Linked DNA regions of Homo sapiens: region 1 is linked to region 2. The links are chromatin loops, found by intact Hi-C in ENCODE. Cell type or tissue: transverse colon. All regions are shown on one strand. Each heading gives the region's core, and the rest is flanking DNA. Links, peaks and the distances in the headings are about the cores only.

What was found. Hi-C counts contacts between places; a loop is a spot of excess contacts. Peaks named below come from ENCODE experiments on the same cell type or tissue, not always from the same donor. Only the 100,000 strongest peaks of a DNase experiment are listed, where the experiment ranks them.
Region 1: it touches region 2 in a loop (6-fold over the local background); 86 of 110 quality-filtered maps call a loop at or near these places.

What each region holds. Positions count from the first base shown.
Region 1 is chr7:4,788,247-4,797,842 of GRCh38, reverse strand. AP5Z1 (adaptor related protein complex 5 subunit zeta 1) reads right to left here. Exons shown (of 17, transcript NM_014855.3): 12 at 9,549-9,596; 13 at 8,892-9,003; 14 at 7,914-8,011; 15 at 7,252-7,384; 16 at 6,956-7,170; 17 at 3,446-6,728. The coding sequence ends at 6,458. It overlaps MIR4656 (microRNA 4656), which reads left to right and starts at 9,204; the gene lies at 9,204-9,278. It overlaps RADIL (Rap associating with DIL domain), which reads left to right. Exons shown (of 15, transcript NM_018059.5): 15 at 1-788. RefSeq lists enhancers at 4,241-4,915, 5,020-5,099 and a silencer at 5,490-5,609. In transverse colon, for the core only: a CTCF peak has its summit at 5,638 (motif pointing left); DNase peaks (open chromatin) are centred at 4,902, 5,552 and 5,872; H3K4me3 peaks cover 1,091 bases; H3K27ac peaks cover 1,257 bases.
Region 2 is chr7:5,077,838-5,093,468 of GRCh38, reverse strand. No RefSeq gene overlaps it. Among named protein-coding and RNA genes, the nearest start is that of RBAKDN, 14 kb to the right of the region's middle. In transverse colon, for the core only: a CTCF peak has its summit at 7,846 (motif pointing right); DNase peaks (open chromatin) are centred at 4,848 and 7,807; H3K27me3 peaks cover 4,137 bases.

The DNA.
Region 1 (9,596 bases), core at 1,597-9,596, 290 kb after region 2:
CCACGCTTGGCTAATTTAGTACTTTTAGTAGAGACAGGGTTTCACCACGTTGGCCAGGCTGATTTCAAACTGACATCAAGTGATCTGCCCGCCTTGCCCTCCCAAAGTGCTGGGATTACAGGCGTGGGATTACCATGCCTGGCCTTGTTCTGTTTCTTTTCCTAGGAGTCCCACAACGTGTGTGTTAGCACTGCCGAGAATGTCTCACAGCTCTGGACGGTCTGCATTTCTGGACCTGGTGCAGATCCCAGGATCCTGGACTCTGATTTGATGCCTTAACGGTGGAAGGGGGTTGAGTATATTTTTTATGTGGGAGGGGTGTGGACTGTGGCCAGAGGAAAGACAGTGGCAAGGCATTTCCAAAGGTGGCCACCAACAGTTCCTCCCACAAAGAGAAGGGGGCTTATCTCTTCTTCCCTGCAATATTCTCCGGCCTTCTGACTTGCTCCGAACAACAGGATGCAGCATAAGTGATATTCTGGGACCTTCCAAGCCAGACTGAAGGGCCTTTGGTTTCTATTTTCATGCTCCTGGAACTCAGCATCCATGGAAAGAAGCTCTTGGCATCACCCCAAGGAAGGGAGGCCCCGTGGAGTCGGGGAGGCCCAGCTAGCCTCTGGCCGCTGAAGCACCTAGCTGAGGTGCGGGACTGGTGAGGGCTGCCACTGGCTGTTCTGGTCTTGCTGAGCTTCCAGGCGAATGCAGTCCCACCAGTGATCCCGGGGACACCACGTGGAGCAGAACGACTTCCCAGCCAGGCCCCAGACAATCTACAACACTGTGAAAGGTAACACTTCTTATGGGTGTTTTGTTTTTTGGTTGTTTTGTTGATGGAGTTTCACTCTGGTCACTCAGGCTGAAGTGCAATGGTGCAATACGGCTCACTGCAACCTCCGCCTCCCAGGTTCAAGTGATTCTCCTGCCTCAGTCTCCTGACTGGGATTACAGGCACCTGTCAGCACACGCAGCTGATTTTTGTATTTTTAGTAGAGACCAGGTTTCACCATGTTGGCCAGGCTGGTCTCAAAACTCCTGACCTCAGGTGATCTGCCTGCCTCGGCCTCCCAGAGTGCTGGGATGACAGGCGTGAGCCACCGTGCCCGGCCTGTTTTTGTGTTTTAAAAGCATTTTATTTTGACATAATTATAGATCCAAAGGAAGCTGCAAAAATAGCAGAGTCCCGTGTACCTCCACCAGCTTCTCCCACTGCAAAACCTGAAAACCGACGTTGACTTGTTACTATTAATATAGCAGTTACGCTTTGTACATATTCAGTTGTCACCACTTTTTAAGTTAAAGTGGAATTCACATAGAGTTAGCTATTTAAAGTGTATAATTCAATGGCAAGCAGCACGTTCACAGTGTTATGCAACCATCACCACTGTCTAGTTTGGTCACCTCCAACGGGGAAAACACGGCCACTAAGCAGGCTCTCCCCATTCCCTTCTGCCCCTAGGCCCTGGCAACCACAAACCCACTTTCTGCCTCTGTCTACACCTCTTGTGGATATTTCATGTAAGTGTTATCAGAAAGGGGTCCTGATCCAGACCCCAAGAGAAGGTTCTTGAACCTCGAGCAAGGGAAAATTCAGGGCAAGTCCATAAAGTGAAAGCAAGTTTATTAAGAAAGTAAAGAAACAGGCCGGGCACGGTGGCTCACGCCTGTAATCCCAGCACTTTGGGAGGCCGAGGCGGGCAGATCACGAGGTCAGGAGATCGAGACCATCCTGGCTAACACGGTGAAACCCCGTCTCTACTAAAAATGCAAAAAATTAGCCGGGCGTGGTGGTGGGCACCTGTAGTCCCAGCTACTTGGGAGGCTGAGGCAGAATGGTGTGAACCTGGGAGGCGGAGCTTGCAGTGAGCCGAGATCGCGCCATTGCACTCCAGCCTGGGCAATAGAGCAAGACTCTGCCTCAAAAAAAAAAAAAAGAAAGAAAAGAAACAGGCGCAGCGGCTCATGCCTATAATTCAAGCATATTGGGAGACTGAGGTGGGTGGATCACCTGAGCTCAGGAGTTCGAGACCAGCCTGACCAACATGGTGAAACCCCATCTCTACTAAAAATACAAAAATTAACTGGGTGGGACAGACGCGTTGGCTCACGCCTGTAATCCCAGCACTGTGGGAGGCCAAGGCCTGACCACCTGAGGTCAGGAGTTTGAGACCATCCTGGCCAACATGGTGAAACCCCGTCTCTACTAAAAATAGAAAAATTAGCTGGGAATGGTAGCAAGCGCCTGTAATCCCAGCTACTCAGGAGGCTGAGTCAGGAGAATCACTTGAACCTGGGAGGCGGAGGTTGCAGTGAGCTGAGATTGTGCCATTGTATTCCATCCAGCCTGGGTAACAGAGCAAGACTCTGTCTCAAAAAAAAAAAAAATAAATAAATAATAAAATTAGCTGGGGGTGGTGGCACACACCTGTAATCCCAGCTACTCAGGAGGCTGAGGCCGGAGAATTGCTTGAAACCAGGAGGTGGAGGTTGCAGTGAGCCGAGATTGCATCATTGCACTCCAGCCTGGGCAACAGGGCAAGACTCTGTCTCAAAAAAAAAAAAAAAAATGGCCACTCCAAAGGCAGAGCAGCAGCATGAGCGCTAGTGAGTATATTTAGAGTTATTTCTTGATTACATGCTAAACAAGGGGCGGATTATTCATGAGTTTTCTAGGAAAGGGATGAAGATTTCCTGGAACTGAGGGTCCTTCCCCTTTTTAGACTACATAGGTAACTTCCTGACGTTACCGTGGCATTTGGAAACTGTCACTGCGCTGGTGGGAGTGTCTTTTAGAATGCTAATGAATTATAATTAGCAACTAACGAGCAGCAAGGATGACTAGAGATCACTGTCGTTGCTGTCTTGGTTTTGGCCAGCTTCTCTACAGCATCCTATTTTATCAGGAGTGTCTTTGGGACCCGCATCTTGAACCTGTACCTTGTGCTGACCTCCTGTCTCATCCCGTGACTAAGAATGCCTGTCCTCCTGGGAATGCAGCCCCGCAGGTCTCAGCCTCGTTTTTACCCAGCCCCTATTTAAGACGCGGTTGCTGTGGCTCCCACGCCTCTGACCTGAGTCATGCAGTATGTGGCCTTGGGTCTGGATTCTTTTGTGTCCGGAATTGGTGGGTTCTTGGTCTCACTGACCTCAAGAATGAAGTCGCGGACCCTCGCGGTGAGTGTTACAGTTCTTAAAGGCTGCGTGTCCGCAGTTTGTTCTTTATGATGTTCGGATGTGTTCGGAGTTTCTTCCTTTTGGTGGGTTCGTGGTCTCGCTGGCTCAGGAGTGAAGCTGCAGACCTTCGCGGTGAGTGTTACAGCTCTTAAGGCGGCGCGTCTGGAGTTGTTCGTTCCTCCCAGTGGGTTCGTGGTCTTGCTGGCTTTAGGAGTGAAGCTGCAGATCTTTGCGATGAGTGTTATAGCTCATAAAGGCAGTGTGGACCCAAAGAGTGAGCAGCAGCAAGATTTATTGCAAAGAGCGAACAAACAAAGCATCCCGGTGTGGAAGGGGACCCGAGTGGGTTGTCACTGCTGGCTCGGGCAGCCTGCTTTTATTCTCATCTGGCCCCACCCACATCCTGCTGACTGGTAGAGCCGAGTGGTCTGTTTTGACAGGGTGCTGATTGGTGCGTTTACAATCCCTGAGCTAGACACAAAGGTTCTCCATGTCCCCACCAGATTAACTAGATACAGAGTGTTGACAAAAAGGTTTTCCAAGTCCCCACCAGAGTAGCTAGATACAGAGTGTCTATTGGTGCATTCACAAACCCTGAGCTAGACACAAGGTGCTGATTGGTGTGTTTACAAACCTTGAGCTAGATACAGAGTGCCAATTGGTTTATTTACAATCCCTTAGCTAGACATAAAGGTTCTCCAAGTCCCCACCAGACTCAGGAGCCCAGCTGGCTTTCACCCAGTGGATCCTGCACAGGGGCTGCAGGTAGAGCTGCCTGCCAGTCCCGTGCCCTGCTCCAAAGGCACTCCTCAGCCCTTGGGTGGTCGATGGGACTGGGTGCCCTGAGCAGGTGGCAACACTCGTTGGGGAGGCTCGGACTGCGCAGGAACCCACGGAGGGGAGGGGGGAGGCTCAGGCATGGCGGGCTGCAGGTCCCCAGCCCTGCCCCGCAGGAAGGCAGCTAAGGCCCAGTGAGAAATCGAGCACAGCAGCTGCTGGTCCAGGTGCTAAGCCCCTCACTGCCCAGGCTGGCGGGGCTAGCCGGCGGCTCCGAGTGCGGGGCCCACAGAGCCCACGCCCACCCGGAACTCGCGCTGGCCCGCAAGCACCGCGTGCAGCCCTGGTTCCCACCGCGCCTCTCCCTCCACACCTCCCCGCAAGCTGAGGGAGCCGGCTCCGGCCTTGGCCAGCCCTGAAAGGGGCTCCCACAGTGCAGTGGCGGGCTGAAGGGCTCCTCAAGTGCTGCCAAAGTGGGAGCCCAGGCAGAGGAGGCGCCAAGAGCGAGCGAGGGCTGTGAGGACTGCCAGCAGGCTGTCACTTCTCACTTTCACTTAGCATATAATGTTTCTAAGGTTTATCATCTTTTCTGTAAATCTGAAAAACTATTCTAAAATTTCAGTTTATTTAAAAAAAAAGTTGAGAGCTGGTGAGCTTTGCCCTTTTCCCAGCTGCCTCCTGGAGGCCACCTGAAGGTTGCTCCTCCCTGGGCTGGGGTCATGCCCTCCGAGGCCCTGTGGCCATGAGCTCCTCCTTGTCCCTTGGATGAGCGGGACGGCCCTTCAAGTCACACTCCCAGTCCTAAGCCGGGCGCTGCTGCACAGGCTGCGGACTTAGCACCAGCTGGCCTGGGCGGTGGCCCCACGAGTGCCTGGGAGCTGGGAGCCAGGACACCCCCGACGCCTTCAGGTCAGGGAAGCCCCGCCCCAGGGCAGGAGGGGAGCTGCGGACTCAGTGGGAGACTCATTCCGAGCCTAGGGGCAGCCCCACGCTCTCTGAGCTTCGGGATGAGCCCAGCAGCGCCCCCACACCCACTGCTGCAGGCGGGGTCGTGCACCGCACTGGGAAGTGATCCCGAGACCCGCGCACTGGCACGCACGCCTTGGTATGCACAGTTGTACACGTGCGCTGCTGTTTCCACGTGGAAACACAAACACAGTGCTGCCGACGGAAGCGCCTGCCAGCGCCAGCCTTTCCTGCGGCCCCGGCTCAGCGGCCCTGGGCTGTCATCGCAGGCCGCGGGGGACACCAGCCGTCCTGGAGCTCGGAACGCGACCCAAGGCCCAGGCTGTGGGGCAGGCGAGCGCTTCCTGGGCTGGAACCTGGCGGTGAGGACCCCGCGGTTCGGCTCGGGCATCTGGGGAGCTCCTGAGCCCGCACGGTGTCCCCTGCTCCGTTCCTTGCGCGTCACTCGCCCCCTCCATAGTCCTGAGGCTGGGCAAGGGGCAGGACCCTGCAGTCGCCTTCAGCCTGTGGTTTCTTAGTCGCAGAGCTATGGGGGATTGGGGGCGGGGCCGAGGCCGGAGGGGAGGTGGGCGGGGCCAGAGCAAAAGAGGAGACCGGGGGCGGAGCCAGAGTGGGGAGGGGGAAGAGTTTGAGCCTGGGGGCGGGGCGTGAGGCTCTCGGGGCGGCGGCGCCCCCTGGCGGCTGAGCCCGTCCCAGGCACCGGGCGGAACGTGCGACACAGCTGTGCCTTGGTAGTCCGGAGGGTGGGACCACAGGGCCCAGGAAGGTGGCGGGGCTGGGGCCGCACGCCCAGACACCTCCCCTTCGCGCGAATCCAGTGTTCTGAGCTCCACTCAGGTGGCTCCCTGGGGCCTTCCCTCCGAATGGCCAGAGGCCGCAGCCTGCATAGGCCATGGCGCTTGCAACCCTCCCCCGGTCCCCTTCATCTTCAGGCTATTCAAGGGCATCAAAAGGGGCATTGACAAGCGCACCACCCAGAGCGGTGACCACACCCGGGAACTCGCGCCGCTGCCTTCCGGGCTGTGCACAAATGACCTGGTTTCTGTAGCAGCAGTGGCACGCCGGGCTGAGCCTCCAGGACTGGCAGCAGCTGCCAGGGGTTCCCATCCCTGGTCCTCTCCCCAGGGTGCAGGGCAGGTAACGGAACTGATCGCGCACTCTTCATACAGACGCTTATTAAAGGAGATTTACTTTTACTGCAGCTCTTCTTGCCCATCAACTGTCCAAAAACAAAAGACTAGGAAACAGACCCAGCAGCCTCCACCCGACCCAGCCACAGGGCCTCAAGCCTCCAATCAGAGCCGCTCCATGGCACCCCTCAGCTCAGCTCAGTGTTGCCTGGGAGCAAAAGGCTCGGAGACAAAGCCCAGAGGGTGAGCAGGGGGGCCAGCCCCGCGTGTCTGTGAGGGTGCCAAGCCCACCGTGGGCCTTGCCTCCTCTCCCAGGACTCCCGCGCCCTCCTGAGCTCCTATCAGCCTGGCCTCAGTAGCAAGCTGGCTGCCCAGGCTCTTAATCTGCACCGAAGTCCCTGGCCACTGTCCCTTCACCCTGGCATGAGGCCGGCCTCCCTCTCCACCAGCCGGCTGACCGTGCGCAGGGCCAGGGGCAGGGCCGTGTTGGCATCGCGGTGATAGCGGGGGCTGCACACCTCCGTGCTGGGTGTGAGCACAAACTGGGCCACGCTAGGCATCTTCAGCAGGGTCAGCAGCTCTGTGGCCCGGGTACGGATGGCTTCCGCGCCCTCCTCGCTGTGCGTGGAGCTGGTGGCTGGACTGTGAGCCAGGGTCCTCATCTTTGACAGCAATAAAGAGGCCCTGGGGAAAGAAGGTCCCTCCGTCAGCTGCAGATGCTCCCCTCCCAGGACAGGGGTCTGTGTGGAGGGGCCAGGCCTGAAGCGCCCAGCAGAGTGGCTTTAGCTCAGCAGGGCCCACCCAGGACCTGCGCTGCTGCGACCATTTCACAACACCTGGATGGGAAGACCTCAGAAGCCACCTCTCTTCCCCAGGAGCCAGAAGGCTTCGCTCCCTCCCTGACCAGGCACCTGGGGATCAGATCTTGGCTCCGGGAGGCCAGCTTCGTCAGCGTGGTCATCAGCACGGTGACCACCTGGGGGGGACACCTGGGCAGGGCAGCAGAGGGGCGGCACTGGGTGACCTCGAATAGCAGAGCCTCCAGGGCTTCGAAGAACTTGTTGATCTGCTCCACGGTGCACCTCCGATCGTAGGTCACCGACAGGTACTCGCCGATGGCCCACACCTAGGCCCGGGGACAGAGATTCAGCCCCCACCCAGGCCTCCTGGGTCAGGAGCGGCTGTGGGAGGCCAGCGCCCGCCTTACCACGCTGGTGACGAGGCTCGCCCTGCTGCAGAGACCATTCACGCTGCCCAGGAACTCCAGCAGGTCTCTTGCCAGCTCCACCACCAGGGAGGGTTTCAGCGTACACAGGGCCAGGAACTGAGAACTCAGCACACTGCCCAGAAAGCCGGGTCTACGCCTGCTCTGTGCAGACCTATGACCCCATCCCCATCCAGGCCAAGGGCCTGGAGAAACCCGGGAAGCGTCTGAGTGGTAGGTGTATGCTGCACCCTCCGATAGAGGAACACAGAAGACTGCCAGCCTCAGAGAAACTGTTCTCACTGGGGAGAAGGCTGGCACCAGCGCTGGCCTCAGGCCCAGGCTCAGAGTGGAACCAGGATGGGCCTGCATGCATCAGGCCTTTGGAGAGAAGGACCCCAGGGGACAAGACGGGGAAGAGGGACCTGAGCTAACCCTGAAGAGGACAGGCTCGGCAGAAAGAAGGACGGGAATGTTCTTGAGAAGCAGAGAGAAGTGCCTGGGGCTGGGTGTGGGGCTGTGGGTGGGGGTGGCAGGGTCTGAGGCTGCTGAGGGCCCAGCTAGGGGTGGTGCCGAAGCCACTGAAGGGGAGGGGGGAGGGGAGAGGGGGAGGAGTCCAGGAGGCACCCGCCCAGGGCTGTGGCAGGAGCGCAGGAGGGACCTACCTGTGCACACCGGCAGCGTACCCTGGGGCCGGGTAGAGCGAGTCGCTCCTGCCCAGGAGCAGCAGCGCCAGCTGGTTGATCAGGGACCCGTCAGCCACCTGGGGGTCAGGAGTGGGAAACAGGCTCAGCCCCACCCCCACTGCAGGCCCTAAGGTTGGGGGTGAAGCCATGGTGAGGGCTGGGGGGCAGGTGAGGGGCTGGAGACTCCTCGTCCACTGCCTTCCCCAACACCCAGGGACACAGAGACTCAGCTGGCAGCATCCGGGCACAGGGAGGGAAGCCCTGGGCTGGCCCAAGTGCCCCCGGCAGAGGTGTCGCTTCTGTTCCACGGCTCCTCTGCCAACTCCCGCTCTGCAAGGCCAGGCACACGTCTTGTTTGGCCAAGGGTGCGCCCAAGCAACGCCCAGCCCCCTGCCGGCCTCCCCACCTCCCAGGCTCTCCTGCACTGGCTTGTAGAGCTCCCCGAGGTGGGAAGCAGCAATGGGGGAGATGGGGGGCACCAGCCTGTGGGAGCCTTTATTTTGGCCTCAGATGGGGATGCTGAATTATCAGGGGCAGCAGGGGGACAAACTGCTCCGGCCCCAGCTGTGTGGCCAGAGCCCAGGCCACTCACTTGCCCTGTCCTGGGGACGGAAGACAGGGCCTGCTGGGGCAGTTGGATGGAGCCTGCTGGGATGGGAGACAGGACCTGCCGGGATGAAGGGGATGGGACGGGGATTGGGGGACGTGGCCTGCCGGGATGAAGGGGATGGGACGGGGACTGGGGAACGGGGCCTGCTGGAATAAAGGGGATGGGACAAGGGACGGGGCCTGCCGGGGCTGTGGCATGTGCCTCCCTGACCCTCACAGGGACCGTGGATGGTGGGTGTGGCGGGAGCAGCCTTCTGCAGAGCTCAAGAGGGCCCCCCAGTGCTGGCTCTGGCCTGCCCCTCAGTTGTGAGGCCTGTGGGAATGGGGGGCCCCAGGCAGCGAGCTCACCTGGGTCACTGCTGAGAAGAATGCCTGCAGCAGCGTGGGCACGGCCTGGGCACACTGGGCCACGCGGGCACAGCCGGCCATGGGCTGCAGCAGCTGGTGGAGTGGCGCCAACCTGAGGACACAGTGTGGCCGTGAGTGCTGCCCGCTCCCCGACCTGGTGACTGCAGGCCGGGGCCACGTCGCCACTGCTCCCTCTCGCACAGCTGAGCCCGCTCCCATCCTCACTCATCGCCTCTCGGGACCTCCTGCTCCCCTGGGTTTGGGGAGACCCCTGGCGTCAGCACACCCGGGACAGTAAAGCCATCGGGACAAAGGCTGGCGTGGGCTGAGGGCAGGAGGCCTGTGGCCGGTCCCAGGCCTCCTGCTTCCTGGGCTCAGGCTCGGTTTGTCCATCTGCAAAATGGAGCACCCACAGGGCCAACCTCCAAGCTTATGAGGGTTGATGTGGGCAGCAGAGAGAGCTGAGACCAGGCCCCGCCCCCGGCAGACCCGTGGTGCAGAAGCAGGGCCTCTATAATGGTGATGACGGGGACGCAGCCTTGTGTGGGACACAAAGCACCCTGGCCTCAGCCTAGGGCTGAGCAGTGAGCCCCACCCCAGTGGCTGTGGCCGGGCTCTCTGAGCCACTGGTGGCCCCCTGGCCCTAGGGCCCCGTACCTCTCAGTGGCGCCACTGGCCTTGGGGCGCAGCAGGTATTGGAAAAGA
Region 2 (15,631 bases), core at 3,395-11,394:
TATATGAGCCACACATTTCTGTTTCTTTGCATGTATCGCTTTTTCTGCATAAAAATGGAGATTTTAGGGCCAGGTGTGGTGGCTCACGCCTGTAATCCCAGCACTTTGGGAGACCGAGGAGGGTGGATCACAAGGTCAGGAGTTCGAGGCCAGCCAGGCCAAGATGGTGAAACCCCCGTCTCTACTAAAAATACAAAAATTAGCCAGGGACGGTGGCGAGTGCCTATAATCCCAGCTACACCGGTGGCTGAGGCAGGAGAAATGCTTAAACCAGGGAGACAGAGGTTGCAGTGAGCTGAGAACGTGCCACTGCACTCTAGCCTGGGTGACAGAGCAAGACTGTGTCTCAGAAAAACAAACAAAAAACAAACAAACAAAAACTGGAGATTTTAAATACTGTATTATGGTAACTCTGGTAATCAGATTTCCTTCCCCGTTTTCAGATTTTCTTGCTCTTGGTTCTCGTCTCTGCTCAGTTTAGTGTTCAGCTAGCGACTGTACAGATTTCCTTAAATGCTTTAAGCGAATAAGTCTTCCAGTTTTTGCCAAGGGTCCCCTGTGTGTTGGGGTCCATCTTCAACACCCCAGCAGTCGACAAGCCTGCGCTTAGCTTTCACTTCCTGCCAGTTCAGAATCTAAGGACAACAGATGTGAGACATTGGAGGTGTCTGTGGTATTTCACAGGCATCTGCATGGCCTTATATATTGTATGTCCTTCTAGATCACTGGAACATGTTAGACCTTTTCAAAACCCTGTATAGACCTCTCATGCTCGAAATTATCATTTTATGCTTTCTGGCCAGCCTCTTGTGTGTCTTAGCTGGTACTGCCACCCCAGGGAGCTGCAATGTTATTCAATTGCTACTGATTGTTTTTGAAAAATGTCCTGGGAATAGGGTATTAACCTTCTAGGGGAGTTGTTACTGAAAGTGGATAAAAGTCCTCTGAGGCCGGGCGCGGTGGCTCACACCTATAATCACAGCACTTTGGGAGGCCAAGGAGGGTGGATCACGAGGTCAAGAGATCGAGACCATCCTGGCCAACATGGTGAAACCCTGTTTCCACTAAAAATACAAAAATTAGCTGGGTAGGCCAGGCGCGGTGGCTCACACCTGTAATTCCAGCACTTTGGGAGGCCGAGGCGGGTGGATCACGAGGTCAGGAGATCGAGACCATCCTGGCTAACATGGTGAAACCCCGTCTGTACTAAAAATGCAAAAAACAAATTAGCCTGGGCGAGGTGGCGGGTGCCTGTAGTCCCAGCTGCTTGGGAGACTGAGGCAGGAGAATGGCGTGAACCCCGGGGGGCGGAGCCTGCAGTGAGCCAAGATCGCACCACTGCACTCCAGCCTGGGCAACAGAGCGAGACTCCGTCTCAAAAAAAAAAAAAAATTAGCTGGGCATGGTGGCACGTGCCTGTAGTCCCAGCTACTGGAGAGGCTGAGGCAAAAGAATCACTTGAACCCAGGAGGCGGAGCTTGCAGTGAGCCAAGATCACTCCACTGCACTCCAGCCTGGTAACAGAGCAAGACTTTACCTCAAAGGAAAAAATTTAAAAAGTCATCTGAGTGGGGCTTTTCTAGACAGTTGCCTTATAGGTGAAGTACTGACAATTCTCTGAAGATAGGGCTTTTTGGCGAGTTTCAAACCCATTTTCTCTCAAAATGGTTAATTTTTTTTTTTTTTTTTTTGAGACAGTCTCGCATTGTCGCCCAGGCTGGAGTGCAGTGGCACGATCTCTGCTCACTGCAAGCTCTGCCTCCCGGGTTCACGCCATTCTCCTGCCTCAGCCTCCCGAGTAGCTGGGACTACAGCCTCCCAAGTAGCTGGGACTATGCCCAGCAAATTTTTTGTATTTTTAGTAGAGATGGGGTTTCACCGTGTTAGCCAGGATGGTCTCAATCTCCTGACCTCGTGATCCGCCCACCTTGGCCTCCCAAAGTGCTGGGATTACAGGTGTGAGCCACCACGCCCGGCCTAAAGTACTGGTTTTTACAGCTACTGTGGGTAAAGGCTGTTGGGTTTTTTTCTTTTTTTTTGAGATGGAAGGGTCTCACCCCTATTGCTCAGATTGGAGTACAGTGGCATGATCATGGCTCACTGCAGCCTCGACTTCCCGGGTTCAGGCGATCCTTCCACTTCAGCCTCCCAAGTACCTGAGACTACAGGCTTGTGCCACCACGCCTAGCTAATTTTTGTATTTTTTGTAGATATGGGGTCTCGCCATCTTGCCCAGGCTGGTCTTAAACTCCTGGGCTCAAGCAATTTACCCACCTTAGCCTCCCAAAGTGCTGGGATTACAAGTGTGCACCTGGCCAAACCTATTGGATTTTAAAGCTATCAGAGTTGGGAAGAAGGAAATGGGAAGTCCACATGCTACAAAGCTCACTGGTCTCGTGAAAAGAAATTAAATCTTGGGACCCCAGGCTGGGCATGGTGGTTCACGCCTGTAATCCCATCACTTTGGGAGGCTGAGACGGGCAGATAACCTGAGGTCAGGAGTTCGTGACCAGCCTGGCCAACATGGTGAAACCCCATCTCTGCTAAAAATACAAAAATTAGCTAGGTGTGGTGGTGGGCACCTGTAATCCCAGATACTCAGGAGGCTGAGGCAGGAGAACTGCTTGAACCTAGGAGGCAGAGGTTGCAATGAGCCAAGATCGTGCCACTGCACTCCAGCCTGGGGGACAGAGCGAGACTCCATCTCGAAAAAAAAAAAAAAAAAAATCTTGGGACCTCAAACTCGTTAAGCCAAAGGGAAAAGTCAAGCTGGGAACTGGGTTGTGCAAACCTGCCTCCCCATTTTTGGGTTTCTAAATAAGATGGCTACAAGATGAAAAGCTACAAGCCTCCCTCACATTTTGCTCACAAGGAAATTCCTAGTGAGCTGCAAGATCTTTAAGGTGTTTCTGTGAAAATTTCACCAGGGCAATGTAAACTGATAGCTTACCTTTTACAGGTGCAGTCAACCCCCTGCCCACCAGACACAAATGCATATCTGATTGCTCCCCTGCCCCATTTTGTCTATGTTATCTTATGTAAAAAAAAAAAAAAAAAAAAAGTACAGGCCAGGCACGGTGGCTCATGCCTGTAATCCCAGCACTTTGGGAGGCTGAGGCGGGTGGATCACCTGAGGTCAGGAGTTCGAGACCAACCCCAGGCAACATGGTTAAACCCCGTCTCTACTAAAAATACATATATTAGCCAGGCGTGGTGGTGGGCACCTGTAATGACAGCTATTTGTGAGGCTGAGGCAGGAGAATCGCTTGAACCCGGGAGGCGGACGTTGCAGTGAGCTGAGATTGTGCCACTGCACTCCAGCCTGGGCAACAGAATGAGACCCTCTTTGGGGGCGGGGAGAAACAGATTCACTGAACCAGACAACAGGCATGAATGACTATTTTTCCTACCTCCTTCTTACATGAAAATTGTGTACTTCTCAATATCTCGCCCTTTCCCCTTTAATGGTGGGGTCTCAAAATTACTTTTGGAGAAAGACATAGACCTGTCTCCCAGGTGTGCATCGTTAACTTTGGTGAATAAACCTCCTAAAATAATTGACGCTTGTCTCATCATTTTTCTCGATTGACAATCTTAGAGATATTCAGGTATTTTTCTTAAATTCCCCGAATTGTTATAAGCCTTTGGTTAATTTCTAAAGTTATGGAGAAGTTGGTTTTGACCATTTTTGCCAGGATTTGTGTGACTTTTATGGAGGAGGAGATTTTCAGTTATTTTGGAGTTTTTTTTTGTTTGGAGATGGAGTCTCCCTCTGTTGCCCAGGCTGCAGTGCAGTGGTGCGATCTTAGCTCACTTCAGCCTCCGCCTCCCAGGTTCAAGCAATTCTCCTGCCTCAGCCTCCCAAGGAGCTGGGACTACAGGCGTGCACCACCAAGCCTGGCTAATTTTTGTATTTTTAGTAGAGATGGGGTTTCACCGCATTGGCCAGACTGGTCTCAAACTCCTGACCTCATGATCTGCCTGCCTCAGCCTCCCAAAGTGCTGGGATTACAGGCGTGAGCCACTGCGCCTGGCCGATTATCAGAGGTGTTTATTCTGCTGTTCTGGAAGTGATCCTGCCTCCCAGCTTACCTTTGATTCAGCAAATGAAAAAACTGTAAATGCAATACTGTGTTTTTGCAAAAATATTGGCAAAAAATTTGTAAGTTTCTAACCAGCCTGGTAGAGGTGAGAGGTTTTCTTGCATGCAGTTGGTGGAAGGTAATTTGTCAAGCTTTCTGGAAGGAAATTTGGTACTTGTCCCTACAAATTGGAATCCTGAATTTCCTGTTTGATGGATCCCCTTGGGGCAGAGACTCCACGGAGTTAGAGAAGGAGCATTTTCCTCCCAGGCCTGAGGGCAGAAGGAGGGCGTTTGCGGAACAAAAATTAAGATTCAGGCCGGCGTGGTAGCTCACGCCTGTAATCTCAGCACTTTGGGAGGCCAAGGCAGGTGGATCACAAGTTCAGGAGCTCGAAACCATCCCAGCCACCATGGTGAAACCTTGTCTCCACTAAAAATACAAAAATTAGCTGGGCGTGGTGGTGGGTGCCTATAATCTCAGCTACTCAGGAGGCTGAGGCAGAAGAATCGCTTGAACCCGGGAGGCGGAGGTTGCAGTGAGCCGAGTTTGCGCCACTGCACTCCAACCTGGTGACGAAGCAAGACTCTGTCTCAGGAAAAAAAAAAAAAAAAAAAAAAAAATTAAAGCTCAGTGCTCCTGGGAAAAGCAACTACAATTTGTCGTCAGAGGGCAGTGTTTTGCCCTGTTCTTCTGGAGAGAGGCGGGACTTCCTCCAGGTGTGTTCAGGAGTCCCCACAAATGGCTTCAGGAAATTAGAGGCCTGGAAGGCTCCCCCTGTCTTCACAAGCCCAGGCTCTACACTCTGGAGCCAAACACAGCAGCCCAAGAGGGCGGGAATCCCATTCCCATGGGCGGTGCTATTTCTTCCTTCCTTTTTTTTTTTTTTTTTTTTTTTTTTCGGAGACAGAGTTTCACTCTTGTTGCCCAGGCTGTAGTGCAATGGCGCAATCTCGGCTCACTGCAACCTCCGCTTCCTGGGTTCAAGTGATTCTCCTGCCTCAGCCTCCTGAGTAGCTGGGATTACAGGCATAAGCCACCATGCCCGGCTAATTTTTGTAGTATTAGTAGAGACGGGGTTTTACCATATTGGCCAGGCCTGTCTCAAACTCCTGACCTCGTGATCCACTCACCTAGGCCTCCCAAAGTGCTGGGATTACAGGCGTGAGCCACCGCGCCTGGCCAAAGTGCTATTTCTGTTCCCATTCTGTGGACAAATAAATGAGATCTTAATGGGGTATTTGGGGTACGAGCTGGAGGGGTTGCTCTCAGCCAGTGTCTTTGCCTGCAATATTGTCCCCCATTTCATGCACACCCCAATACTGAAACTTACCCCATTGCTCTTGCAGTAGACTGAACATGTTCCCCCCAACATTTATATGTTGAAACCTACCCTCTAAGGTAATGGTATTATGAGACATGGGCCTTTGGGAGGTGATTGGGTGTTACCCTCACGAATGGCATAGTGCCCTTATATTAATAAAAGGGATGGCCGGGTGCGGTGGCTCACACCTGTAATGCCTGCACTTAAGGAGGCTGAGGCTGGAGGATCATGAGGTCAGAAGTTCAAGACCAGCCTGCCCAACATGGTGAAACCCCGTCTCTACTAAAAATACAAAAAATTAGCTGGGCATGGTGGCAGATGCCTGTAATCCCAGCTACTTGGGAGGCTGAGGCAGGAGAATGGCTTGAACCGGGGAGGTGGAGGCTGCAGTGAGCCGAGATCATGCCACTGCACTCCAGCCTGGGTGACAAGAGTGAAACTCCATCTCCATCAATCAATCGATCAATCAATGGGACCCCAGAGAGCTCCCTCTTTTTCCACCACATGAAGACACAACTAGAAGTCTGTGATCTGGAACCCAGAAGAGGACCCTCACCAGAAGCTGACCATGTACCCTGATCTCAGATCTTCAGTCTCCAGAGTTGTGAGAAATAGATATCTATTGTTGATAAGGCAGCCAGTCTATGGGACTTTGTTATGGCAGCCGAGACTGTCAAAGACAGCTCTAGAGGGGCTATGTGTCCAGGAGGGGATGAATCAGTCTTTTACTTCTTCTTTTTAAGACAGGGTCTCGCTCGGTCACCCAGGCTGGAATGCAGTAGTGTGATCTCAGCTCACTGCAACCTCTGCTTCCTGGGCTCAAGCGATCCTCCCACCTCAGCCTCCCAAATAGCTAGGACTACAGGCACGTACCACCATGCCCAGCTAGTTTTTGTAATTTTTGGTAGAGACGGGGTTTCGCCATGTTGCCCAGGCTGGCCTTGAACCTCTGAGCTCAAGTCATCTGCCCACCTCGGCCTCCCAAAGTGCTGGGATTACAGGCATGAGCTGCCGCGCCCACCCTCTCCTTTACTTCTCAGCTGTGAATGTTCTCCCATATCCTCGGACTCCCAGCCTGCTCCCAGGCTTCACAGTCCTATCTGATGAAGTAGGGGAGCACCAGCCACCCCCTTATCTCTCTAGCTCAGTCTATCCCCTCCAGGGGCTCTGGACTTCTCTCCAGGGCAGCCTGACCTAGGGGCGACACAGGAGTTTCCTTGACACTGGTACTATCTCTGAACATCTCTGCCTCCATCTCTGTTTTGAGGCTGGTCCATGGAGTCAATGAAGGGGTCCCCTCCTCTCCCCCAAAACCCTCATCTTAGCTCCTGCTTTTCCCAGGCCCTAAGATCCTGGGGGCAGGTCTTGTAGAGGGGGAGCCCTTGTGGGGGGCTTCAGGTACCCGCACTCTTTAGGAACAGGCACAGGTCTTGATGTTGCAGGCACAGGTCTGGATATTGATGGGAAATTGCGGTCAGAGTGGACAGCACCACCCATTCCCGGCATCTCCCATGATTTGGTCTTCAAGCCTTCACCTCATTCTCTGCCCACCTGGATCTTGTCAGCCCCAGAGAGAACCTGAGTCCAGAGGAGAAGCAGAACCCAGGCCACTGGGCAGTGGCAACCGCACAGACACCGACATCCCTGGGAGAGCCTGAGCCCACCGCCCAGAGCTCAGAGCCTGGAATAAGCAGCCCAGCGAAGAGCCCCGCTCCACCGCCCAGAGGAGCACCAGAGTGAGCTCGGCCTGGAACCCAGAGACCATCTTCAAAATCTCATCCCCAACCTCTCATAAATGCCACCTTGTCCCTGGCCCCCCTGTAATTACTTCAGCCCCTTGTTCCCTTCACAGCAGTAATTTTTTTTTTCTTTTTGAGACAGAGTCTGCCTCTGTTGCCCAGGCTGGAGTGCAGTGGTGCAATCTCGGCTCACTGCAACCTCCGCCTCCCGGGTTCAAGCAATTCTCCTTCCTCTGCCTCCCAAGTTGCTGGGATTATAGGCCAGCACGCCAGGCTAAATTTTTTTTTCTTTTTTTGAGACGGAGTCTCACTCTGTCGCCCAGGCTGCAGTGCAGTGGCGCAATCTCGGCTCACTGCAAGCTCTGCCTCCCGGGTTCAAGCGATTCTCCTGCCTCAACCTCCGGAGTAGCTGGGACTACAGGTGCCCGCCACACGCCCGGCTAATTTTTGTATTTTTAGTAGAGACAGGGTTTCACCGTGTTAGCCAGGATGGTCTCGATCTCCTGACCTCGTGATCTGCCCGCCTGGGCCGCCCAAAGTGCTGGGATTACAGGCGTGAGCCACCGCGCCCGGCCGATTATTTTAATAAGATGATTGAACATCTTCCTTATTAGATTGTAACCCACAAGGGCATTTATGTTGCCTGCGATGTCCCCCGGTCCTAGGGCAGCCCACCTGCTGATGCAGTTCTGAGTGCTGCCACCAGGGGGCAGGGCTGCCTCGCACTTGTCATGGGGACAGCGGCAGGACCCTCAAGAGGGCTTTAACTTGGTTGGGTTCGTATCTGCACCGGGCCATATCTGCACCTGGGAATACTCCACTCCCTCCCTGAGGTGTGAGTGGGGATGCTCCCAGCTCCAGGAGACACAGCTGTGGTGTCGCTGGCCAGGGTGCAGCTTTCTAGAGAGGTTCCATTTTCACACCTCCAAGTTCAGACCTTTTCTTTCCCTCTGCAGACTGGGGCGAGCGACCACCCAGCCCAGTGTAGAGGGGGTCTCATGTCTTACCACTCTTCATTTACACTTTTTTTTTTTTTTTTAAAGACGTCGGGTTAGCTCACCCCTGTCATCCTAGCACTTTGGGAGCCCCAGGCAGTCAGATCACGAAGTCAGGAGATGGAGACCATCTTGGCCAACATGGTGAAACTCCATCTCTACTAAAAATACAAAAATTAGCCGGGCATGGTGGCGGGCGCCTGTAGTCCCAGCTACTCAGGATGCTGAGGCAGGAGAATTGCTTGAACCCGGGAGGCGGAGGTTGCAGTGAGCTGAGGTCATGCCATTGCATTCCAGCCTGGTAACAGAGCAAGACTCTGTCTCAAAAAAAAAAAAAAAAAAAAAAAAAAAGGGACATAGGGTCTGGCTCTGTTTCCCAGGCTGGAGTGCAGTAGTGCAATCACAGCTCACTGCAGCTTCCAGCTCCTGGGCTCAAGCAATCCTCCCACCCCCGCCTCCCAAGTAGCTGGAACTACAGGTGTGCACCACCACATCTGGCTAATTTTTCTATTTTTATTTTTTGTAGAGATGCGGGTCTCACTATGTTGCCCAGGCTGGTCTCGAACTCCTGGCCTCAAGAGAGTCTCCTGCTTTGGCTTCCCAAAGTGCTGGGGTTACAGGCATGAGCCACTGTGCCCAGCCTTCACTCTGACTTTGAACAGGCCTCCTGTTCGCAGCCCACTGCACATCTCCACCCTCTGGCGCATATGCTTCCGCCAATCCCAGAGCCTTTTCCTCTTTGACTCCCCTCCCGAGGAGTGTTTGCCTCTGAAGAACTTAGGCTTCAGGGTTTTTTTTTGAGACAGGTTTGCTCTGTTGCCCAGGCTGGAGTGCAGTTGTGCGATCTCTGCGCACTGCAACCTACACCTCCTGAGTTTAAGCGATTCTCCTGCCTCAGCCTCCTAAGTAGCTAGGATTACAGGCCCCTGCCACCACACCCAGCTAATTTGTGTATTTTTAGTAGAGATGGGGTTTCACCATCTTGGCCAGGCTGGTCTTGAACTCCTGACCTCGTGATCCACCTGCCTCAACCTCCCAAAGTGCTGGGATTATAGGCGTGAGCCACTGCACCCAGCCTGGGCTTCAGCTTTGCTCTACCAGGGGTTGCCATTAGTAATGTTTCTCCTAACACTGTGTGGACGTCTCTTTTCTACCTTTAACTGTATTCATGTTCCCTTTATCTTGGTGGGGTTAAGCCAAAAAAGGGGGATGGGGGCTGGATGCAGTGACTCATGCCTGTAATCCCAGCCAAGGCAGGAGGATCACTTGAGCCTGGGAGATCTAGACCAGCCTGAGCAATATAGCAAGACCCCGTCTCTACAAAATAAAATTAAGAAATTAGCTTGGTGTGGAGTGCGTGCCTGTACTCCCCACTACTCAGGAGGCTGAGGCAGGAGGATCACTTCAGCCCAGGAGTTCAAGCCCAGTCTGGGCGACAGAGCGAGACTCTGTCTCAAAAAAAAAGTCCTCATTGTGGATTGAGTGAGTTGCAGTGGGGATTGTTTGTGCCAAATCAGTTTCTTACAAGCTCCTCAGTAGGTTTCAAGGGAAGCTTCGATGTCACGTCCTTCAGATTGTGGGGGACAGTTGCTGCTTTGGCATGGTGGTTATCATGAGGCAGTGGGATGGAGAGAAACAAAGGCGATGCAGCTGGTCCATATCCCCAGCAAGTACAAGCACGCATAACGGAAGCATTGCAAGCACACATAACCATGCCAGACACATTGCAAGCGCACATAACAGATGCATTGCAAGCGCTGATAACCATGCCAGAGGCACTGTAATCACACATAACCGTGCCGGACACATTGCAAGCGCAGATAACCATGCCGGATGCAGGCAAGCACACATAACCTTGCCGTATTCATTGCGAGCACAGATAATCGTGCGGAGCCATTGCAAGCGCTCATAACCCTGCCGGACGCATTGCAAGCGCAAATAACCACGCCAGATGCAGCCAAGCGCACATAATCACGCCGGACCCATCGCAAGCGCAGGTACCCATGCCAGACGCATTGCGAGTGCAGATAACCACGCTGGACGAAGGCAAGCGCACATAACGGACGCATTGCGAGATTGCAGGCACACATCACCATGCCAGACTCCTTGCAATCCACGTAAGCATGCTAGTTTGGGGGTTGATACCAGCCCCTCTTCCTTTCCTAACTTTGTAATCCCCCAAGCCATAAACACCAGTGTCAGATGCATAGCAATCAAAATCCGTTTTATTATGAACGACACTGAATTGGAGGAAGTAGAGGGACCGGGGCGGAGGCCGGGGGAGACTGACCGCGTGGGTTTCCCAGCACTTTGCACCTGCCAGTCACAGGTGAAGTTAGAAAACCACAAAGGTCTTCTGTTTGGAAAAGCAGAAGGAACTGTGGACCAGGCTGTCCCAGAGAGACCAGCTAGGGAGGGGACAAGGTGTGCTTGGCTCACTCAGCACTTTTGCAGCACTCACCAGCATGGCAAATCCAGGTGAGAAGAAGGTTATGGGACTGGAGACACCCCCCTGCTTCCTGGAAGGCGTGAAAATACCACTCTCCCCCACCCCCGCAAGAGGAGACAGGAGCCCAATACCTGAGGCATTTCTAAATCCCGGTTTCTTTCGCCCAGGCTGGCTGGAGTGCAGTTGTGCAATCTCGGCTCACTGCAACCTCCACCTCAAGCCATTCTCCTGCCTCAGTGTCTCGAGTAGATGGGATTACAGGCACCCACCACCATGCCCGGCTAATTTTCTTTTTTCTTTTTCTTCTTTTTTAAAAACGTATTTTAAGTAGAGACGGGGTTTTGCCATGTTGGCCAGGCTGGTCTTGAACTCCTGGCCTCAAGTGATCTACCTGCCTCGGCCTCCCAAAGTTCTGGGATTACAGGCATGAGCCACTGCACCTGACCCAAATCCCAATTTATTTCTCAATGGCAAAACCTGGAAACCCAGTTTTTGGAAATAATTGAATCCCTGGCACTTCCTTCTCAGATGACTGGGCAGGATGCACCCCAGACACATGGTAAATGGAAACTGGGGTACAGCAAATAGTGACTTTTTTTTTTTAAGCAAAGAGGCCCAGCATGGTGGCTCATTCCTATAATCCCAGCACTTTGGGAGGCCAAGGTGGGAGGATCGCTTGAGCCCAGGAGTTTGAGACCAGCCTGAGCAATAGAGTAAGACCTTGTCTGTACAAAAAATAAACTAGCCAGCATGGTGGCATGTGCCTGTAGTCCTAGCTACGTGGGAGGTTGAGGCAGAAGGATCACTTCAGCCCAGGAGGTGGAGGCTGCAGTGAGCTATGATTGTGCCACTGCACTCCAGCCTAGGAAACACAGCGAGACTCCATCTCAAAATAATAATAATAATAATAATAATAATAATAATAATAATAAAAAAACACGTTACCAGAGAAATATCAACAGCCTAAAAGTCATCAACTGTGTGCTCCAGTGGACTCAGGCTGTGGCGAGGGATGTCTTTTCTGAAGAGTGGAAGGGAGCTGAAGAGCTCTGTACCTTTCAGGTGAACCCAGAGAGAGTCCCAGCAGAAATACCCATGGGGAGAGGGAACCTGCCATTCTGGGGGTCTGAAGGGTGAAGAGGTCCCCTCATTCATTCAAGGCAAGAGCCAGGTCCTCAAAAGGCCATTTTCTAAAGTCTTAAAAAAAAAAAAAAAAAAAGAGAGTCTCACTCTGTCACCCAGGCTAGAGTGCAGAGATGCAATCACAGCTCTCTGCAGCCCCGACCTCCTGTGTTCAAACAATTCTTCCTCCTCACTTCCCAAGCAACTGGGGCTACAGGCATACACCAACATGCCCGGCTAATTTGGAAATTTTTTGTAGCGACAGAGGCGGGGGGTCTTGCTATGTTGCTCAGGGTGGTCTTGAACTCCTGGCCTCACGAGTTCTTCCCACCTTGCCCTCCCAAACTGCTGGAATTACAGTCATGTGCCACCGCGCTGGGCCGTGGTGGGGGGATTTTAAGTTACAGATTCGATTTCTTATGTCAGTTTCAGTAATTTTCTAGAAAGTTGTTGGTTTTATCCAAATATTTAAATTCATTGGCATGGCCAGGCATGGTGACTCACGCCTGAAATCCCAGCACTTTGGGAGGCTGAGGTGGGTAGACCACTTGAGGTCAGGAGTTCGAGACCAGCCTGGCCAACAAGGTGAAATCCCCTCTCTACTAAAAATACAAAAATTAGCCAGGCATGGTGGCACATGCCTGTAGTCCCAGCTACTCGGGAGGCTGAGGTGGGAGGATCGGTTGAACCCGGGAGGTAGAGGTTTCAGTGAGCTGAGATCATGCCACTGCACTCCAGCCTGGGCGACAGAGCTAGACTCTATCTCAAAAAAAAAAAAAAAAAAAGCAAATTAAAAAATAAAAAATAAATTGACATAGAATGTTGATAACATCTTATAGGCTCTGCCATGATGTCTCAGTTTCCCCCTTTCTAATGGGCCGGAGGAGAGGACAGAGGCTGGCATTCCAGGCAGTGGAACAGTGTGAGCCAAGCTCTAGCACAGATGCTGGAACAGCAGCTGGCCCTGCTCGTCTGGGGTTTAGGCAAACGCCGGGGATGCAGAGGAGGGTCCCAGTGCCTGATGGGCATTCACCTTCTGGTAGAAGTAGCTGCCATGTGATTGGGTGGTTTTATCAGCCTGGGGTCACAGAGGCAACCAAAGTGCCACCTAAGCCACACTGTTGCTTGAAGCCAAGGGACAGGGCAGCTGTCACATCTCCTGCAGCCTCTCCTTGCACCATTCAGGGTCCCCCCCTTGCTGCTGATGTCTACACTATGCACATTCACCCAGGCCCAGTGCGGGCTGCTCCACCACCAGCCATACCCACCCCACCTGAGCTCAGCTGATTATCCCAGCCCTGCCTACCCATCACTCCCAGCCCTGCCATCTGCACAGTTCTGTCCTCTCTGAGCCCTCCACCTCAGCCCTCCACATTTTTTTTCTTTTTTTTGAGACGGAGTCTTGCTCTGTCACCCAGGCTGCAGTGCAGTGGCGCTATCTCGTCTCACTGCAAGCTCCGCCTCCCTGGTTCACACCATTCTCCGGCCTTAGCCTCCCGAGTAGCTGGGACTACAGGAGCCCGCCACCATGCCCGGCTAATTTTTTGTATTTTTAGTAGAGACAGGGTTTCAATGTGTCAGCCAGGATCGTCTCGACCTCGTGATCCACCTGCCTTGGCCTCCCAAAGTGCTGGGATTACAGGCGTGAGCCACCGCGCCCGGCCCACATTTTTTTTTTTTTTAAAGAGATAGAGTCTTGCTCTGTTACCCAGGCTGGAGTGCAGTAGCATGATCATAGCTCACTCTAGTCTCAAACTCCTGGGCTCAAGCAATCCTCCTGCCTCAGCCTCCTGAGTAGCTGGGATTATAGGCACAGGTCACCATGCCTAGCTAATTCTTAAATTTTTATGTAGAGATGGGGTCTTGCTTCGTTGCCCAGGCTGGAGTACAATGGCATAATCATAGCTCACTGCAGCCTCCAACTCCTGGGCTTGAGCTATCCTCCCACCTCAGTCTCCTGAGTAGCTGGGACTACAGGCCCCGGCCACCACACCCAGCTTAGTATTATTTTTTATAAAGATGGGGTCTTGCTATGTTGCCCAGGCTGGTCTCAAAATGCCTGGACTTAAGCAATCATCCCACCTCAGCCTCCCAAAGTTCTGGGATTACAGGTGTGACTACCATACTTACCCTTTTCTTTTCTATTTTGACACTGAGTCTCGCTCTATCACCCAGGCTGGAGTGCAGTGGTGTGATCTCGGCTCACTGCAACCTCTGCCTCCCAAGTTCAAGCAATTCTTCTGTCTCAGCCTCCTAGTAGCTGGGATTACAGGCACCCATCACTATGCCCAGCTAATTTTTGTATTTTTGGTACAGACGGGTTTCACCATGTTGGCCAGGCTGGTCTCGAACTCTTGACCTCAAATGATCCACCTGCCTTGGCCTCCCAAAGTGCTGGGATTACAGGCGTGAGCCACCACGCCCAGCCTAACCCCTTTTCTAGATCCTCCCACATCTCCCTTGCTCGGCCACTGAGCCTGCTGAAGGCCAATGTCACCCCAGGCCCGCTCCTCTGGCTTGGCTCAAGTGAAGACCTACCAGAAAATGAGCCTGTGGCAGTGTAGAAATGCCCAGCTATGCCCCCGGCTATGCCCAGGACACAGCAGGCGGAGAAGGTGTCATCACTTTAGCCACAAAGCTTTAAGCAAGAGTGGTTTTAGTCTGGGCACTGTGGCTCACACCTGTAATCCCAGCACTTTGGAAGGCCAAGGCAGGCAAATCACTTGAAGTCAGGAGTTCAAGACCAGCCTGGCCAACATGGTGAGACTCTGTCTCTACTAAAAATAGAAAAATTAGCTGGGCGTGGTGGCTCACACCTGTAATCCCAGCTACTCGGGAGGCTAAGTCAGGAGAGTCACTTGAACCTGGGAGACGGAGGTTGCAGTAAGCTGAGATTATGCCACTGCACTCCAGCCTGGGTGACAGAGTGAGACCCTGTTGAAAGGAAGAAAGGAAAGAAAGAAAGAAAACAAAGAAAAAGGAAAGAAAGGAAATGAGGAAAGGAAAAAAAGAAAGAAAGAAAGGAAAGAAAGGAAGAAAGGAAAGAGAGAAAGGAAAGAAAGAAAGGAAGGAAAGAAAAGAAAAGAAAGAAAAGGTTGTAGACTGGGTGTGCCTGTAATCCCAACATTTTGGGAAGCCGAGGCAGGTGAATCGCTTGAACCCAGGAGTTCCAGGCCAGCCTGGGCAACGTGACAAAACCCTGACTCTATTGAAAAGAATTGTAAAGAAATAGTGGTTCTTTACCTCCCAACAGAGATCAAAGTACTCCTGTGAGTAGTCAATTTATTTTTATTTATTTATTTTTTTTGAGACAATCTTGCTCTGTCAGCCAGGATGGAGTGCTGTGGCGTGATCTTGGCTCACTGCAACCTCCATCTCCTGGGTTCAAGTAATTCTCCTGCCTCAGCCTCCCGAGTAGCTGGGATGACGCGTCTGCCACCACACCTGGCTAATTTTTGTGTTTTTAGTAGAGATGCGTTTTCACCATGTTGGCCAGGCTGGTCTCGAACTCCTGACTTCAGGTGGTCCCCACGCCTTGGCCTCCCAGAGTGTTGGGATTACAGGCATGAGCCACCACACCTAGCCCCATTTATTTTCAATCACTGCCAACTCACCCATCTATCCATGAGTGTAAATTTCACTTTTCAGCCTTTGAACAACAGGACCCTAGCATTTTACGCTGTCCCACACGATCACCACTGGAGGCAATAGGAAAGTGGAAGCAGGGGCTGGAGTGTCTGGGAACAGCCTCTCTGCACAGCGTGTGACAGACACAGCCACCTGCGTGCTTGTCCTCGATGGGAGAAAAAGGCTTCGAGAACTGAACGTCTGCCAAGCTCAGTGTTGTGTGACACAGCAGGAAACACAGCCCGTTTCTGCCGTCAGGAGCTTGTAAGAGGGTTTATGGAAAAGAAAAGCAA